Regions from separate parts of the Homo sapiens genome. Here region 2 is linked to region 1. A link is a loop called in an ENCODE intact Hi-C map of the cell type or tissue named here. Cell type or tissue: dorsolateral prefrontal cortex. All regions are shown on one strand. Each heading gives the region's core, and the rest is flanking DNA. Links, peaks and the distances in the headings are about the cores only. Region 1 has its middle 33 kb from the start of LINC01565. Region 2 overlaps EEFSEC (eukaryotic elongation factor, selenocysteine-tRNA specific).

The links. Hi-C counts contacts between places; a loop is a spot of excess contacts. Peaks named below come from ENCODE experiments on the same cell type or tissue, not always from the same donor. Only the 100,000 strongest peaks of a DNase experiment are listed, where the experiment ranks them.
Region 2: a loop joins it to region 1, with 5 times the contacts of the local background. A loop is called at or near these places in 5 of 110 quality-filtered maps.

The regions. Positions count from the first base shown.
Region 1 is chr3:128,604,759-128,613,437 of GRCh38, forward strand. No RefSeq gene overlaps it. Among named protein-coding and RNA genes, the nearest start is that of LINC01565, 33 kb to the left of the region's middle. RefSeq lists a silencer at 3,660-3,859 and an enhancer at 3,870-4,049. In dorsolateral prefrontal cortex, for the core only: CTCF peaks have their summits at 3,768 (motif pointing left) and 3,970; DNase peaks (open chromatin) are centred at 3,197 and 3,763; H3K4me3 peaks cover 1,183 bases; H3K27ac peaks cover 669 bases.
Region 2 is chr3:128,302,205-128,310,883 of GRCh38, forward strand. The region is part of intron 4 of EEFSEC (eukaryotic elongation factor, selenocysteine-tRNA specific); the gene reads left to right. Among named protein-coding and RNA genes, the nearest start is that of EEFSEC, 150 kb to the left of the region's middle. In dorsolateral prefrontal cortex, for the core only: no CTCF peak of the experiment used is centred there; no DNase peak of the experiment used is centred there.

The DNA of each region.
Region 1 (8,679 bases), core at 168-8,167:
ATTGAAAGGGCTGTCCTGGGTTCTGCCATTAGGAACTTCCTATTTCTTAGGTGGGGGAAACTTTTCTCTAAAGCAATGAGGGTACCAGCAAATCAGAGACATAAACTGAGGGCCACTGGCATACGGAGCTTGCTGCATGGGTTACCAGGTTTTTATTTTCTTTAAGTCCATTCTTTCAGGCTGTATTTCCAGCTTTGCTTTGGAAGCTCTGGCCACTCTGAGCCCACATTCCTTCGTGGCCCTATGCCTGGAGCTGAGCAGGGGCCACCCTGAAACAGGCCCACCCACTTCCCACCCCTGCTCCTCTCTGCAGTGAACAGAACAGTGAGGATCCAGAGTGTGAACCCCATGGACCGGGAGGAGTATGTGTCCCACAGGACAGCACTGGGGTTCACGCTTCTGCAGAGTCCCCAGCCTGGGGTCCGTCTCAATCATTCTCCCACCTCTGCTGGGAAACTCAGCTGCTGCAGTCACTTGTCATGGACTATTTTCATGCAGGTCCATCTTCCTCATTAGGTTGCCAAGGACATGGGACACAGGCTTAGGGGCCCCGGGGTTCGGGGACAAGGAGTGAGGTGAGGCTGCACAGACCTGAGTGCTCAGTTGAACCCTCTGAACCTTTTCAAGAGATCTGGAAAATTCTACTGTTCTTTTTTTTTTTTTTAAGAGGCGGTTTTGCTCTGTTGCCCAGGCTAGAGTGCAGTGGTACAAACATAGCTCACTGTAACCTCGACCTCCTGGGCTCAAGCAATTGCACCTTGGCCTCACAAATAGCTGGAACTACAGGCATATACCGCATGCCTGGCTAATTATTAAAATTTTTTGTAGAGATGAGGTCTCCCTCTGTTGGCCAGGCTGAACTCCTGGGCTCAAGCGATCCTCCCACCTCGGCCTCCCAAAGGTCTGGGATTATAGGCATGAACCTCTGTGCCAGATGGGAAAATTATATTTTTTAAGTAATATCTCTCAGGTTTTAAATGTTGAAAATGAATTCATCTTTCAGTAATGATAATAATATTCTATAAGGAAAAGAAAATACATCTGCCAGCTAGGAGATGGCAGCCTCCAATTAGGAGCAAGGAGGTTCACCAGATCCCATGCTATCTGGTCAGTTGGTGTCAGGAGGGAATAAAACTATCCCATGCAAAATTTTCTGATCATCTTTTCCAGCCCGGCCCAGGACTGATTCCAGCACCTACCTAAGTCAGATCCTAGCCAGTCCTCAGGGAACTAGGTATGGAGCAGTGGACAGAGAAGGATAATTAAAGCAATATAGTGTGACATCCTGTAAATGAATGGAGACTTTCCAGAGGAATTCACAAGAAATTGCTAACACTGTGTTTCTCTGGAAGAGAAGCTGGTAGGAAGCCGGAGATTCTGCTTGCCTCTGTATACCCTTCTGATCTGTCTGGATCCTTAGTATGAGCATGTGTTAACTCTTACAATTGGGATTTTTTTTTTTTTTTTTTTGAGATAAGGGCTCACTCTGTCACTCAGGCTGGAGTGCAGTGGTGTGATCTCAGCTCACTGCAACCTCAACCTCCTAGGCTCAAGTAATCCTCCCACTTCAGTCCCCTGAGTAGCTGAGACTACAAGTACTCGACTCCGTGCCCAGCTAATTTTTACATTTTTAGTACAGATGGGGTTTCATCATGTTCGGCAGGCTGGCCTCGAACTCCTGAGCTTGAGCGATCTGCCCACCTCAGCTTCCCAAAGTGCTCGGATTACAGGCATGAGCCACCACGCCTGGCCTTTTACAATTTTTAAAATCTCTCTTTGTTGTTACAAACAGGGTCTTGCTACGTCACCCAGGCTTGCCTCAGACTCCTGAGCTAGAGCGATCCTCCCTCCTCAGCCTCCCAAGTAGCTGGGACTATAGGCCCATACCACTTTTACAATTTTTAAAACACAGAAACATTTTGTAATGAATCTGGATATAAACAGATGTGGTGATACCATCACAACATTGTAACCCCAGTGCACAGAGACCCCAGCAAGGCAGTAACCATGTCTATGAGAGGGAGAAGGAAAGTAGCACTTAAGCTTTCCCAGGAGTAACCCTGGGGGTGGGTTTTAGAGAATGAATAGGAGTTTTTCAGCGGGGCGCGGGGGCTCACACCTGTAATCCCAGCACTTTGGGAGGCCGAGGCAGGCAGATCACGAGGTCAGGAGATCGAGACCATCCTGGCTAACACGGTGAAACCCCGTCTCTACTAAAAACACAAAAAATTAGCCGGGCGTGGTGGCGGGTGCCTGTAGTCCCAGCTACTCGGGAGGCTGAGGCAGGAGAATGGTGTGAACCCAGGAGGTGGAGCTTGCAGTTAGCCGAGATCGTGCCACTGCACTCCAGCCTGGGCTACAGAGCCAGACTCCATCTCAAAAAAAAAGAGAATGAATAGGAGTTTTTCCAGGCAGACAAGAAGGAACACTTCGAAGACCCAGGACACCAGTAGCTGTGGGGATCACTGGGGAAGGTTTTGTGGCATTTGTGGAGGTGTTAAGCCTTGAAGGAGGGGAGAATCGGAGTGAGACGGGGGTTAGGGTAGGGAGTGTAGCACAGGCATGGACACAGCACAATGCCAGGGACAGTGGGATCTGGCTGCAGCTCCAGGAAGGCCATCTCCCTGATGTCAGGGAGGGGTGAAGACCTAGGTTCAAGTCCAGGTTCTCCCAATTACTTGGCGTGAAGCCTTGAATTTGCCCTATCCATGCCCCGTTCGCTCACCTGCTAAAGCAGGGATGTGTAGCAGGGCGTAATGGCGCACGCCTGTAGTCCCAGCTACTCAGAAGGCCGAGGCAGGAGGATGGCTTGAGCCCAGGAGTTTGAGGCCACTCTGACCAACATAGCCAAACCACATTTCTAAATAAGTAAATGGAAGCGTGGAAGTTGTGCCCTACTGAGAGTGTGTATGAGAAGCACCTGAGAACCACAGCTAATGAACTGCCCACAGGCTGTGAGGAGTTTGCACCGGTCCTCATTGCCTTGCTCAGGGTCAGCCCAGGAGAGGGGCCGCCCCACCCAACGCTGCCACACAGGCTGGGAAAAGCCATGGCTCTCCAACGGGCATCCACACTCCCGGCTAAGCAAAGGCTCTGCAAAGCTGGGGCCAGACAGCCACTCAGTGTCTGCTGTTTCCTCTGGCCCTGAATCGCAGGCCGCGCTGGATGGCTCTGGTGCCAAAGGGTGGCCTCTGAACAGGAACCTCGGCCTGGGAATGTCCCTGGGACCCCACAGGACCTGACCCGGAGCCACCACTAGAAGCCGGAGCTCCCAGGCCAGGGCTGCGGGAATGGCCCCGGGTCCTCTGCCCAGGGCCTGCAGGTGCTCCAGGTCAGCGGGCGACTTTGGCCGCTGCAGAGACCGAGATACGCGGGGTAACAGCCCGTTCCGGAGCCGGTCATCAGGCGCCAAGCCCCGCTGGGCTCCTCGCAGCCGCGGGACCTTTCTCCGCCCTTCCCGAGGCTGAGTTTCCTGAACGGGAAGCTGCCGGCCCGCGGGGCAGCCGGGAGCAGCCAGGGCGTGAGGACGTGGGTTCCCGTCACCCCCGGCTTGGAACAGCAGCGCCGCAACAACCGCTGGCGTTCATCGAGCCTCTCAGCAGCCCTGCGAGGCGATCCCGGGGAGAATCCCACGCCACAGCCGAGGAAACTGAGGCAGGCAGGGTGACACACAGCCCAGTAGTGGCGGGCGGGCGCCCAGGCTGCCACCGCGCTGAGGACCGGCCCCTCTGCCAGCCGGGAGGTGCGCGTGGCCTAGGCGGGGGCGCCCTCTGGCGGCCGCGGGTTCCAATCCCTGCCGGCCTCGCAGGCGTGGGGCAGGACAGCCGCGCTCTCGCCAGGGCCCAGAGCCCCACTTTGCCAAGGAGCTGTCGCTGGAGCGGTGACTTTGTTCAGGGCCGAGAACCGGAGGAGGAGGCCAGACTTGCTGCTGGGCAGCTGGCACATGGGACATGGGGTGTTATGACTCCAGCATTTATGGAGCGCCTGCTGTGTGCTCTGCAGGTATAGTCCCATGACCACCCCCCGAGCATGGGGTTATCTCATTCTTTTTTTTGGGGGCGGGGGGGACGGAGTCTCTCTCTGTCGCCCAGGCTGGAGTGCAGCAGCGCGATCTCGGCTCACTGCAACCTCCGCCTCCCAGGTTCAAGCGACTCTCCTGCCTCAGCCTCCTGAGTAGCTGGGATTACAGGTAGGCACCACCACGCTAATTTTTGTATTTTTAGTAGAGGTTTCACCATGTTGGTCAGGCTGGTCTCGAACTCCTAACCTCATGATCCACCTCCCTCAGCCTCCCAAAGGGGTTATCTCATGCTATGGATGAGGCCCTGAGGCTCAGAGACCCGTCTGACTCTAAAGCCACCCATTAGGACTGACCCCAGACAGCCCCTTAATAGCCACTGGGTTCCACTGTGGCCAGGGGAGTGTGGCATGAGGCAAAAGGGACCATTTCCCCTCTGAAACATGAGCTGAACTAGATCAGTGTTTTGCCAGCATTCAGGTCCACCTTGCAGCATGTGCAGGACGCACCTATCACCCGTGTTCATATTCACATCCTAACGCCAGGCCTACACAGTACTGACCATGGGCACCACCTGACCGCTGTCAGCTTATTTGAGGATCACACCAACAACCACGCTCTTGTTAGAAATTAATATGACCCCGTTTTATGAATGGAAAATGGAGGCTCAGAGCAGCTGAGCACCTTTCCACAGTCACACAGCCAGGTGGCGTCAAATCCAGCAACCCAACCCTGGCCACCGGCTCCCGGCCTCTGCGAGGTGGAGCTTCCAGCTAATCCAGCTCCACTCTGCTCAAGCCATTTTTCTTTTTTTTTTTTTTAAAGAAATGAGGTTCACTATGTTGCCTCGACTAGTCTTGGTTCCGGTACTCAAGCTGAGTATGGGAATTAAAAGCATGAGCCACCACCCAGGCCTATATTCTTTTTTACAATTTATCCCTAAACGAAACTTTGTATCTCTGACATAAGTGGAAAATCACTTTCACATGGCTAAATACAGGTAGCTGTAAAAATCAAATACAATTTATGGCCAGTGCTGTGGCTCACACGTGTAATCCCAGCACTTTGGGACGCTGAGGCGGAAGGGCCACTCGAGCCCAGGAGTTTGAGACCAGCCTGGGCAGCATAGTGAGACTTCATCTCTTAAAAAAGAAAAAAATAAATCAAATACAATTTACATCAAATAAAGTGATCCAGTTCTGACCAGAGAGAATGGTCAGCAGAGAGTCTGGCATTCTAGACAGGGTTCCATTTCCATTGAAGAGGTTTCTGTGTTACAAGCAAGTGAACTGGTGGGACACTGCCTGGTTTTCTCCTGAATCCCACCCCACTGCGGCACAGATCTCACTCCCCATACCCCAGCAGCACCTCCTCCCAATCCCCAGCCTCTCCACTGCAACATGAAGCATGGAAGAAAGATGAAGGTGTGTGTGTCACTCGCTGTAGAGTGCTGAGAGACGCAGGGAAGACAGAGGCATAGGTGTCCGTAATTGGGGTGCAGGTGGTGAGACACGGGGAAGATGGTGGTGTGGGTGTCCATCTCTGCTGTGAGGTAGAGGGCAGACCCCATGTAGATCTAGGGTCATGAGTTAGCCTTGATATATGAGTGGTGACTTACATGACAACTGAAACCAGTGCCATGGTCTGAATGCATTTATCCCCCCAAAATGTACCTGTTGATGTCCTAATTCCATAGTGATGGTATCAGGATGTGGGGCCTTTTGGGGGTGACTAGGCCATGAAGGAGGAGTGCTCATAATTGGGCTCCAAGCCCTGATAGCAGAGCACTGGCTCGGCACGCCAACTTCTGCCTGCGAGGACACAGTGAGGACACCGGCAGGCTGCATCCCGGAAGACAGCCCTCTGCAGAGCCCGCCCCTGCTGCCACTCTCATCTTGGAGTTACCACCCTCCTGAACTGTGAAAAAGGAATGTGTGTTGTTCTAAGTACCCCGATTGTTGTTATTTGTTATCACAACCTGAACAGACTAAGACAGGCAGCATGAGCATGTGCTCTTGATCGACATGGACACAGATAAATGAAAACCCACCACACATTCCCCAGGGTGTACACACACCTGTCCCCATGCGTCTCACACAAGATGCGCTGGAGGTAGGAAAGGGGAGGGAAATTGGGGCTGGGAAGCAGGAAGACGCAGCGAGCCCAGAGGGCATGGTGCCCTGATCTGATGAAAAAGATAAAAATAGAACGAACTAGAATCAAATGCCCCGCATAGGGCCCGGCCAATTCTAACCCTCAAGCCCCCCACACCCAGCTGTGGACCCTGGGACAGCCACTGTATTATCTGCGCCTCTGCCTGTCCACTGGGGGCCCTGCGGGCAGGACTGCTGTGTTGCCTCTGTGCCTGGCCCATGGATGTCTGACTATGGGTCTCTGTAAACACGGGGGCAATGTCCCCAGTCCCTCAGAGCAGCCACACCAGATGGGCCTTCCAGACTGGCTCTGTCAAGACCTGAAATTCCCAAGTCCTTAAAAGGCTGCAAATCCTCCCCCCACTCCACAAAGACAACACACAAATAAATCATAACTGCTGTGTCCTAAGCACATCGTGTGTGCCTGGATTTTACACACATATTTGTCATCTTCACAACGTAAGTAATATTTGGTCCATTCTTTGAATGGGGAAACAGGCAGAAAGAACTTAAATGACTTGCCTCAAAGTTACCCAGCTGGCACAAGCAGGGTTCAGGTCCAGCTAGGCCTGATCCCACCTTCTGCCCTCTTCTGACAGCCCCAGGCTGCCTCCCACCACACACAACACACACACACATGCATGCACACACACATGCACTTGCACAGCCACATGACATGTGCAAGGACACACACATATACATATACACAGACACACACATGCATACACAGAGACACACAGACACACACACACATGGGTCACAGCCCAAAATAACACCTTCCTGGAGCTAACGCCTCTCCTTCCCCCTCACCCCGAGTGTGTATGGATTCCTCCAGCCCAAGCCTCCCTCCCCAAATCACCCCTCTCTAGCCCTGTCAGATTCAGAAGGATCTCCTCCTCAGGTCAGCCTCCATCTCTGACAAATCCCCCCACCCCATCCTCTGGTCCTGCTCCCCCAGGGCTCCCAGCACCTGGCCCAGTGGACCAGCTGCAGGCCACACCTCTCTACTGGTGGAGAGGGAAACCCTGGGCTCTCGGGTAGAGCTGCGGGTGCTGGTGGTGGGTGGCCATGCCTTCGTCCATGTCCATCCAACATGCACTCCCTGTGTGCCTGGACCCCACTCCCTCTCCTCCAGGCCTTTGTGCCATGCACAAGCTCCAGGCCTGGGGCCCCATCCTGATGGAGAGAAGTGGTCAGGAAAGTGGGCAGGCCTCAGGGCTTCAAGCCAGGCCCCAAGAGGCAGAGGGGAGAGTGACAGGACCTGGAGCTGAGACTTAGGAACGTGACAGGTGGCCAGTGTGGTGGCTCATGCCTGTAATTCCAGCACTTTGAGAGGCTGAGGTGGGTGGATCGCTTAAGCCCAGGAGTTCAAGACCAGCCTGGACGATATAGCAAGACCCCATTTCTACTATTTAAAAAATATGTATATAATTTTTTTTCTTTTTTTTTCCAGAGTCTCGCTCTGTCGCCCAGGCTGGAGTGCAGTGGTGCAATCTCAGCTCGCTGCAACCTCCACCTCCTGCGTTCAATCGATTCTCCTGCCTCAGCCTCCCAAGTAGCTGGGACTATAGGCGCATGCCACCACGCCCACTAATTTTTGTATTTTTAGTAGAGACAGGGTTTCACCATGTTAGCCAGGATGGTTTCGATCTCCTGACCTCGTGATCCGCCCGCCTGGTCCTCTCAAAGTGCTGGGATTACAGGCGTGAGCCACCACACCTAGCCTATATTTAAATTTTTTTAAAGAAAACAGACAGGTGCTCTCCAGAGCAGCAGCGCGTGGTAGCACAGAGCGGCAGGGTGCACTCACCGTGTGAGCACACCACGCAGAGTGTTTCTGCACGCACGTGTGCCCCAGAGCAGCCTGTGTGCCTCTGCATGCCTCTGGGAGTCTGTGCACTTGTGCATGAAGGGGAGAGTCTGTGAGAAAGGATGGGTAGTGCAGAAGGCGAGAACACAGGCTCTGAGACCGGCACGCCAGGCTCACATGCTGTGCAAGTTCCCTCACTGGTGACAGTGGCAGCCAGAGCCGCACCTGGCAGAGCGTGAACGGGCTCCTTATCATTTCCACTCTGCAGGCATCTCTGTGGGCTGCACAAGGTCCCTGTGGCGGGGACTCTGCCCACTCCCGACTGTATCCCCAGGGCCAGGGACATGGCGAGTGCACGTATCTGGCATGTGTGAATCTGCCTAGCGCCGTGTGTGCACCTGCGTGTGTTCACTCGTGTGTGCATGTCTGTGAGCCTCGGTGACAGTCACAGGTGTGAGAGTGGCATGCGCACATCTGAGCATTGGAAGAGCTGCATGTGTGTGCCCATGTGCCTTCTGCGCACCCCCCAGGAGGGTAAACATGAGACGGAGACAGACAGAAGGCCCCACCCTGCTAGCACAGGTCACAGGGGTCAGGAAGGATCCACATTGCATCACAGCACCCCCAGCGTTCACTGACAAGGCAACCATGAGACCCGCCGTAGGGACCTCATACCTGCCTCATCCCAGCACTGTGGA
Region 2 (8,679 bases), core at 479-8,478, 300 kb before region 1:
ATAGAGTGATACGCCTGTTCCTTTTGTGGTAGAAAGATGCTATTTTAATACTGTTTAATTTTTATTATCACTTATAATATTAGTGTGCATTTTGCTGTAACTGCACCTGGTTTCAAAGCAGGACAAAACCCATGGCCATATTAATAAAGGAGGGTGAAGGGAAGAGCTGGGTTAGTGCCCCTTGTCTGGTGCTTCAGATGGTAGGAGAGGTTGATCCTGCAGGCCGACTGATTTAATGCCCTGATTTCCAGCTTAGGTTTCATATGCCAGTCATAAAGTGTAAGAAATAAATATCCTAAAACAATTATTTTTTTAAAAAAGTTTGGCTTATAAGCAAAATATCTAAAAACATTTCTAATTTTTATACAGAAGAGGAAAAAATAATCAGATAATCATTGATTTTGTTTTTTGTTTTTTTTTGGGGGAGGTAAGTTATATATATGGTTGGGAAATTCTAACAGCACGAAAGTTACAAAATGAAGAGTAGGAGCCTCTCCTCCTCTATCCCAAACCCATTCTTTATAACCATTATTAACAATTTTTCTGAATTTTCCCAGAAACAATTTTATGCATATACTCACGTATATAAGTGTATAAAGCTATTTTAAAAATTATACTCACAAGAAATGGTTGTTTTATTATTGTGATCTTACAAATATTTCTCAGCATGTATATTTACATCTGTCTCACTTCAGTGTTTCATAAATACCCTGTTATATGGCTGTACCATATTATTTAACCAGTATTTTAGTGCCATTGATGGACTGTTGCCTTTTAAAAAAAATTACAGTTGATGCTGCATAAACATCCCATTGTATGTAACTTGATGGACTTGTATGAGTATATCCATGGGTAAATCCTTAAAAATTGTGATTACTGCATCAAATGATATATTGCTTTGCATTTTTTTAAACATTATTATTATTATTACTATTATTATTTTGTAGAGACGGAGGTCTCACTTTTTTGTCCAGGCTAGTCTCAAACTCCTGGACAACAGGAGCAATCCTCCCGTCTACCAAAGTGTTGGGATTATAGGCATGACCCACTGCACCTGACCGCTTTGCATTTATAATGTTGATAAATATTGCCTAATTTCCCTCCAGAAAGGTGGTATCAAGTTACATTCCTACAACAGTATGTGAGATGGCCCACGTCCCCAGACTTCTTCCCAAATTAAGGATCATCAGTCATTTCAATTTTTACCTGACCTGATAGGTGAAACAAGGTAGTATTTCCTTGCTACTCCATTTGCATTTAATTTTTGAATGAGGTTATCTTTGCATATGTTTATTGTCCATTTGCATTTCATTGTCTATAAATTACCTGTTTATGGTCTTTGCCCATTTTTATACTAGGCTGTTTCTTTCTTATTAATTAATATAAATTCTGTGAGTGAGGAAATGAGCTCTGTGTCAGTTGTGTGGTAAATAACTACTGTACCTTCTCTCATTAAACTTTTGACTTGGTTTTTTTTATCCATTTAGAAGTTTTACATACTTACAGAGACTAATTTGTCATTCTTTTATGACCTCTGTGTTTTCTGTCCTGCTTAAACTGGCCTCCAAGATTATAAATTCACCCATACGTTCTTCTGAAATTGTTTTCATTCTTTCATTCTTTTGCATGTAGCCTACCTTTATTTTGACACAAGGAGAAAGCACAGTATCTAACTTTATTTTCCCATGTTAACTAGTAGCACCAGCACCACTTGTTGGTAATCCTTCTTTTACTCCCGATTTAAAATGCTACCTTTGTTAAGAATTTAAGTCCATCTCTGAGCTTTTTTTATTGTTGTCTTATTGATCTGTTCACATTTTTTCTTCCATGCCAGTGTTTCTTTTCTTTTTGATTCTTACAGTTTCATAATAGGTTTTTTTTTTTTTTCTGGAAAGGCTAGTCCCTGCCTCTCAACCCTCCCTATTTCTCCTTTTGTTTTTTCTGAGTGTCTGTAGCTACTGGTGCATTTTTCAGATGAACTTTAATATTACTTTTAATTGCCAAAAAATAATTTTTGGTATTATAATTTGAATTGAGTTGAATATAGATGTAATATAAAGAGAGTTTACATCATTATAATATCTAATTTTCCTGAGAGCATTGTCTTTCTTTCCACTTACTTAGAGTTTCTGAGTTTTTTTCAAATAGATCCTGTACATTTCTTAAGTTTATATTTAGGCATTTTGGTTGCTATTATTAATGTGATTTTTATTTTCGTTATAATTTAAAATTTTTCTTTGTTTAGAATAGCTGTTGATTTTAAAATATAATCCTGTAACCCGCCACCTTCCCAAAACAGACTTCGGTATTGTTTTTATTGTCTTTTCCGTTGATTCTCTTGAGTTTTCTAGGTATATAATTATATCATTGGCAAACAGTGACAATTTCCATTCTTCCTTTTAAATGTTTAGACCTTCAATTTTATTTGCTTATCTTATTACATTGCTTAGTAGTTCTAGAACAATGTTAAATGGCAGGCATCTTTTCGTTGTTTGTAATTTTTTTTTTTTTTCCCTCAAGACAGGGTCTCACTCTGTCACCCAGACTGGAATGCAATGGTGCGTTCAGGGCTCACTGAAGCCTTGACCTCCCAGGCTCAGATGATCCTCCCACCTCAGCTTCTCAAGTAGCTGGGGCCACAGGCGTGTACCACCACACCTGGCTAATTTTTGTATTTTTTGTAGAAACAAGGTTTCACCATGTTGCCCAAGCTGGTCTCGAACTCCTGAGCTCAAGTGACCCACCTGGCTTGACCTCCAAAAGTGCTGGAATTGCAGGCATGAGCCACCATGCCAGCCTGTTGTTTGTAATTTTAATGAGAATGTGGTGAGTGTTTTATCATTAAGTAAGGTGATGGCTTTTCGATCTCATTTATCTTTTCTCTCATCATAAGGAAATACTCATTTATTTTTATTTTTTTAAATCAAGGATTATTTTTAATTTTGGAAAAATCTTCATGGCGTATTTTGGAGTGATTTATGGTTTTTGTCTTTTGACCTTTTACTATGCTGTTATATTAATATGTTTTCTAGTATTGCATTCTGGAAGGTATCCTACTTAGTTGTATTCTGGTCTTTCAATAATATTTATATTATTCTTTCAGTAATATTTATGTCATAATTGAAATGTCTGGTTGGCAATTTTTGTCATGTCAAGTCTTGGTATTAGTATGCTAGCCTCACAAAAAGGATTTGGAAGGTTTTCTCCTTTATTCTTTTTAAACAGTTAAAATAGTTATCTATTCCTTAGAAGATTGAAGAAATTTGTCTCTCAAACCATCTGAATTTGATACTTTTTGGGGGTAGCACTTTAATAACTTAAACTGTTTTCCTTTGTATTATTAGTCTTTTGTTTCAGTCTCTGCCAGGGATAATTTTGACATAACATTTTCCTAGAAAATTATCTATTAAGTTATATCTTCAAATTCATTTGTATCTAGTTTTGCAAAGTAAACTTTCTTATATGTAGTAATTTTCTTTTTTAAAATTTCTAACTTTGTGTATTTGGGCTTTACTGGTTTTTAAGAACTTGCAATTGCATTTATCTATCAATTCTATTATTCCATATTTTCTAATAGAATAATTTGTGCTTTTATCTTTGCTATGTATTTCTTTCATTGGGTAATTTGTCTTTTTGCTAGTTTCTTGACTTAAAGACTAAATACATTGATCATATAATAGTTACCTAGGTGTTTAAGGTTGTGAATGTCCTTTGAGCTTGTGAATGTCCTTTGAGCACCGTTTTAGTTGCATTCCACTGTATGTTACTTTCTAGATATCCTGCAACTTCTCTTTTGCATCCTTCTTTAACTCGAGTTATTTAATGAGAAAATCGTCTCATTTCCAAGTTGTTTGGTTTTTTTCCCCTCTTTGTTTTGTCATGCATTTAAAGTTTTTATTGCACTGTGAAGGGAGAATATGGTCTGTGTCATGTCAGCTGTTTGGAGTTTATTGAGTTTTCCTTGTGGCCTAATATATGATTTTGTAAATGATCCAACGGCTTTTAAAAAGAAGAGTTATTCTGTTATAAGAATATAAAGTTTGAGATAAACCCCCCACCTTATAATATAGGTCTTAGTTCAAACTAATCACTTATTTTATAAATTGTTTGTTTTTGCATTGCCTACAATTTGTGCTTTACAAATTTTGTTGCTCTGCCTTTTGATATATAAATATTTACTATTCATATCCTCACTGTAAATTAAGCCCTTCATTAACCATTAGTGGCCCCTTTGACTCATTTAACCTCCTCTGCCTAGAATTCAGGCTTGTTAGATTTAAATTTGGCAATCCAGTTTTCTATTTGTTAACGTAATCTATCTTTTTTTTACTTTTCACCTTTCTGAGTCATTTTGTTTTAGATGTGATTCTTGTTTACAATATATAGTAGCTTTTTAAAATCAAAATCATTTTTAAAAGTTCTAAAAAAACTTTTTGAACCTCAGTTTCCCCATCTGTAAAATGGGTAGTTGAAAGTACCTATTGGATAAGATAAGATTTGTGCTACTCACTTTACATATATCTTCTCATTTAATTCACGTAAAGCTATCCTTTCAAGGTACTTCTTATATTTTTTGTCAGATGAGAAAACTGACTTAGGAAGGTGACTTTTCCAAGGTCACTCAATTGCTAATTGGTTGAGCTGTGATTCATCCCCAATCCAAGGCTTTCTAAATTCTAAAATCTTTCTACTTAGCCCATACGGCAGCATCGCACCATGGGTGAAACCCCAGGTCACCCTGCGTGAAATGGTTCCTAGCTTTTAAGACAAGTTGTAGCAAGCAGGGTAACCTGGTAACTAGGCTCACTTTTGGACTTAATTGGAACCAGACTGCAGGGGGCTCAAGGGTCAGGCTAGCAGTCTTCTCACCAGTACGTCCTACCTGCCCCACCTTCCCAGAATGAGAGCAGCTCTGCTGCTGGGTGTGGGGCCTGGCCACACATGGGGCCTTGCCTGCCCCTGCCCTCTCCAAGCTTTTCCCAAGGCTGGCAGGCACCCTCTGAGCACTGTTTCTAGCCTCAGCTCCATGTGACAGTCAGAGACAGCAGATGGAGCCAAAGACTTGGAGAAAAATGACACCCAGTTCAGAGTCCATGTTCCCTGGGGCCCAGACCCCAGTGTTGAATGTGGAGGAAAGGGCTTGGTTTATTGTTGGGGGTGGAGATTAGCAGGGGCTTTTCTTGTACCCTCTCCCTGTGGTGATTATGTCTAGGTATCAGTGAGGAAGAGGGACCCAGCGGGGCCCAGCTAGCATGAAAACTTCCTGGAAGTTAAGGCCTGGCTCCCACAGGGTGCCTGATGAGCCTTTATAAAATATCTAGAGGCATACCCTATGTCCACTTGGTCTCTATTCCTCCAGGCCTGTGGTTCCAGTAGGGGTTCAGCGAATATTGGCTGGATGAACTGGGCAAAGTATTGACTGAGCTGCTTTATTCGCAACAAGAACAGACAGGAAAGTGTATTTAGACTGACTCCTGCAGCATCTGGCACTGGGCATTAAGAGAAATAGTGCTCAGCCTGTGCACACATTGGGCAGGGTATCAGTCCAGCTGCAATACTTTCACCTGTGTGAGTGGGGCCATCACTAAGTCTCCTAGGGTCTTCTCTGTAAAGTGGAGATGATGCTGACTGTGGAGTTGGCCCTGACCTTGTGCCATTTTCAAGGATGATGAAGATGCTTTTGATTGTGCGCTCTCCCTGTAGGCCTCTCCTGGGCTTTGTGGCAGGCGAGAGCACATGCTTGTTGGAGCTCTGTGAGGCCCAGGCAGTGCCTGGTTCCCTGGGGTCACCTGGGCATAACAGTGCCCATCTTGTCAGTTGAACTGTGTGGCTAAGGGTGAAAGACTAAGTAGTTGGAACTCACGGCAACTTGCACACATGCTCTGCGCCCACAGTTAAGTATAGTTGGAAAAGTGGTGCTCTCAGCAGTGACCTCAGTCTCTGTCATTCAGACCCAGGAGTGGGTCTCAGAAGAGGCTGGAGGCCAAGCTTGGCCGTAGCTCTGCTCTTATTATATGATGCCCAGTGGCCCAGGTTCCTGACCACTCAGACTGGAAGAGCCAAGTCATCCTGGCAGGGGCCAAGGCTCTGACCTCAGTCCTTCTTGGTGCCAGCTTAGTGTGTGTGCCAGGCTGGATTGGATGTGTCAGGGGAGGGGGAATTGGGAGAAGACATAGCTTTCCTTGAGTACCTACTGTGTGCCACGTGCTGAGCTAGGCTCTCCAAGTACTAATTTCTGATCCTCTCAGGAATCTTCCAAAGCTGGGACTCTTATCCCCTCTTTGCAGCTGGAAAAACTGAAGCCAAATGCCATTTAATCGCACAGCTATTGAGTGAGAACCAGTAAGCCAGTCCCCCAAAACCTAAGCTTTACCCCTCATGCCAATAGCTTTTAAACATTTTTAGCTAAAGAACTTGAATATCAAATTTTATGAAGAATCCCCACAAATACAACCTATAGAAAGGGAGCCAGTCTGGCTGAAATGCAAATGGGTGACTTGGGCCCTTCTGTTCCTGCCCCTCCTCACACCTATGGCAGCCCCAGGACTCCCTGGGAACACAAGGCTCCTTGGAATCCAGTTTGGAAATGGGTCCTGTGCCCTAGAACCATGGATGGGAGAGCTCAAGACACCGCCCCTGCTGTCTGCAGGTGCATAGAGCCGGAGCTTTAGCTTCCCCGTCTGTGAAATGGAGCTGCTGATCCCTGTCTTGCAGCCTGCTAAAGAGAGTCCGTGAGGTGTGTTTGTTTTGTTTTGTGTTTTGTTCTTTTGAACTGAAAATTGAGGTGTTTCAACTATGGTTGAGAACCTACTGGCTGCCAGATAGTCAACTAGGTGTTTGTACGCATGATCTCATTCGGAAAGACTGCCTTCGCCCATGAGCAAGAGTGTGAAAGTGAAGGTTTATTTGTTCACGAGAGGGTGATGGAACAGCTTGTCACAAACTGTAAGTGTAGTCCTGGCACATGGCTTGGAGAGGACCTGAATTCCGGTGGGTGGCTGTGGAAGTGGAGAGGAAGAGCTGACAGAGACTCTGCCCTGAACAGCTGTCAGCACCTGGTGGAGACTGAGCAGGTGCAAAGAGGGCAGAGGGGAGGCGATAGCTGAGAGAGGGCCAGCTGGCGTTTGGAGTTAGAGGAAGAAATGGGAAAGGAGGAAGCCTAGAGCAGGAAAATCAAGGATAATGTCCTTTCTGGATGAGAGGGGTCAGCGCACAGAGGCTAGAGAGAAGAGAGAGGCCCCTGCTGCTGTCTGCTGAACGCTTACTGGGGCCATGTACATAACCAGTGTACCCAATGAGTAGGACCTAAGCCTTTATTTTCAGATGGGGAAACTGAGGTTCAAAGGAGAAACTTTTACCAGTAAGTAAAAGACCATCGGTTCTGGCCATAAGTCATGGTGACTTTAGCTGTGAAGATTCAAATTAGAGGATGCTGGCAGAGGGTGAAAGCAAGCTGAGAAAGGCTAATGCCTAGGGAGTGAGGCATAAGTCAGAATCACTTGGGAGTTTTGTGCCCAGCCAGAGAAACCCCTACTCCTTCAGGTGTGGAGCTTCTGGAAACTCTTCTCTACTCAAGAAGGGCAGAGGTGCTTTGCAGGAAGGGCCTGGACACACCGATTCTTGGCGCCCACTCTGGGGCCTCAGAGTTCCCCACTCTCCTGACCTAGCCTGGCTTGGCCTGCTGAGGTGCTGGATGCCACACTCTGTGATCTTATTCAAATGTCAGCTTTTCCTAGCATTAACATCCATTGACCCATTTAAAATAGACACACTTGGAGAAGGAAATCAAAAAGCAAAACAAAGGAGCAGTTGCTTTTCCAATCACATACACCTTGTGCAGCTTAATGAAGTCATAACAGAACCAAAGGCAGGTGCGGTATCTGTGCTTTTCAGGGAGAAAAGCAGGTGTCACCATTATCATCTGGATGCCCTTTGGCCACAGCATTTTTAGACCATCTGAGGCACTGCCAAGAATATTCCTGTGGCTTAGTGATGAGCCTTTTGGCAAGGTTAGGAAATTAGAACTCACCTTAGTTGTGTATTTAATTAAGGGTAGGGAGAAAGTCACAGGATTTCCTTTTTCTCTCCTTTCCCTCTGGAAGCAAGGGGCCACATACAACCATCTCCGCATCTTTCAGCTTTGACTGCTCCTGCCCCGTAATCTTGACTCCTGGAGGTTGTGGCTTTTACTCACTCTCTTAGTTTGGCTTCTTGAGAGTTTCTAAAATTGTACAAGGTCATAGCCAAGAGATTGCCTCTTAGCAACCTCGTGCCAGTGGCCTTGCGCCTATCCCCTGGTCTCCCACACTTACAGGAGGCCCACAGAGAGAGTCATGCTGCTGTTTTCTTTGTAGGCACACAACAGAACAGTGTTTTCCAACCTTTTCCTCATAATCACTGTACAGATAGACTGTATCATGACCCAATGCACATGCAGGTGGAGAAAGTGAAAGGCTTTACAAAATAGTATCCTTACCTCCTGACTTCCATTGCATTGCATTCTACTCCAATTTTTTATTTTCCTTTTCACTTGAAAACCACTGGTCTTAATGCACTGCATTGCCACCTCAGTTTGGAAACCTGCAGTAGTGCTCAGGCTCTGGAGGTCAGGCCCCTGTGCTCTGCTGCCCCACCCTGCCCACCTGGCAAGCAGGTCTGGAGGCCTCTGTCCCTCAGCTG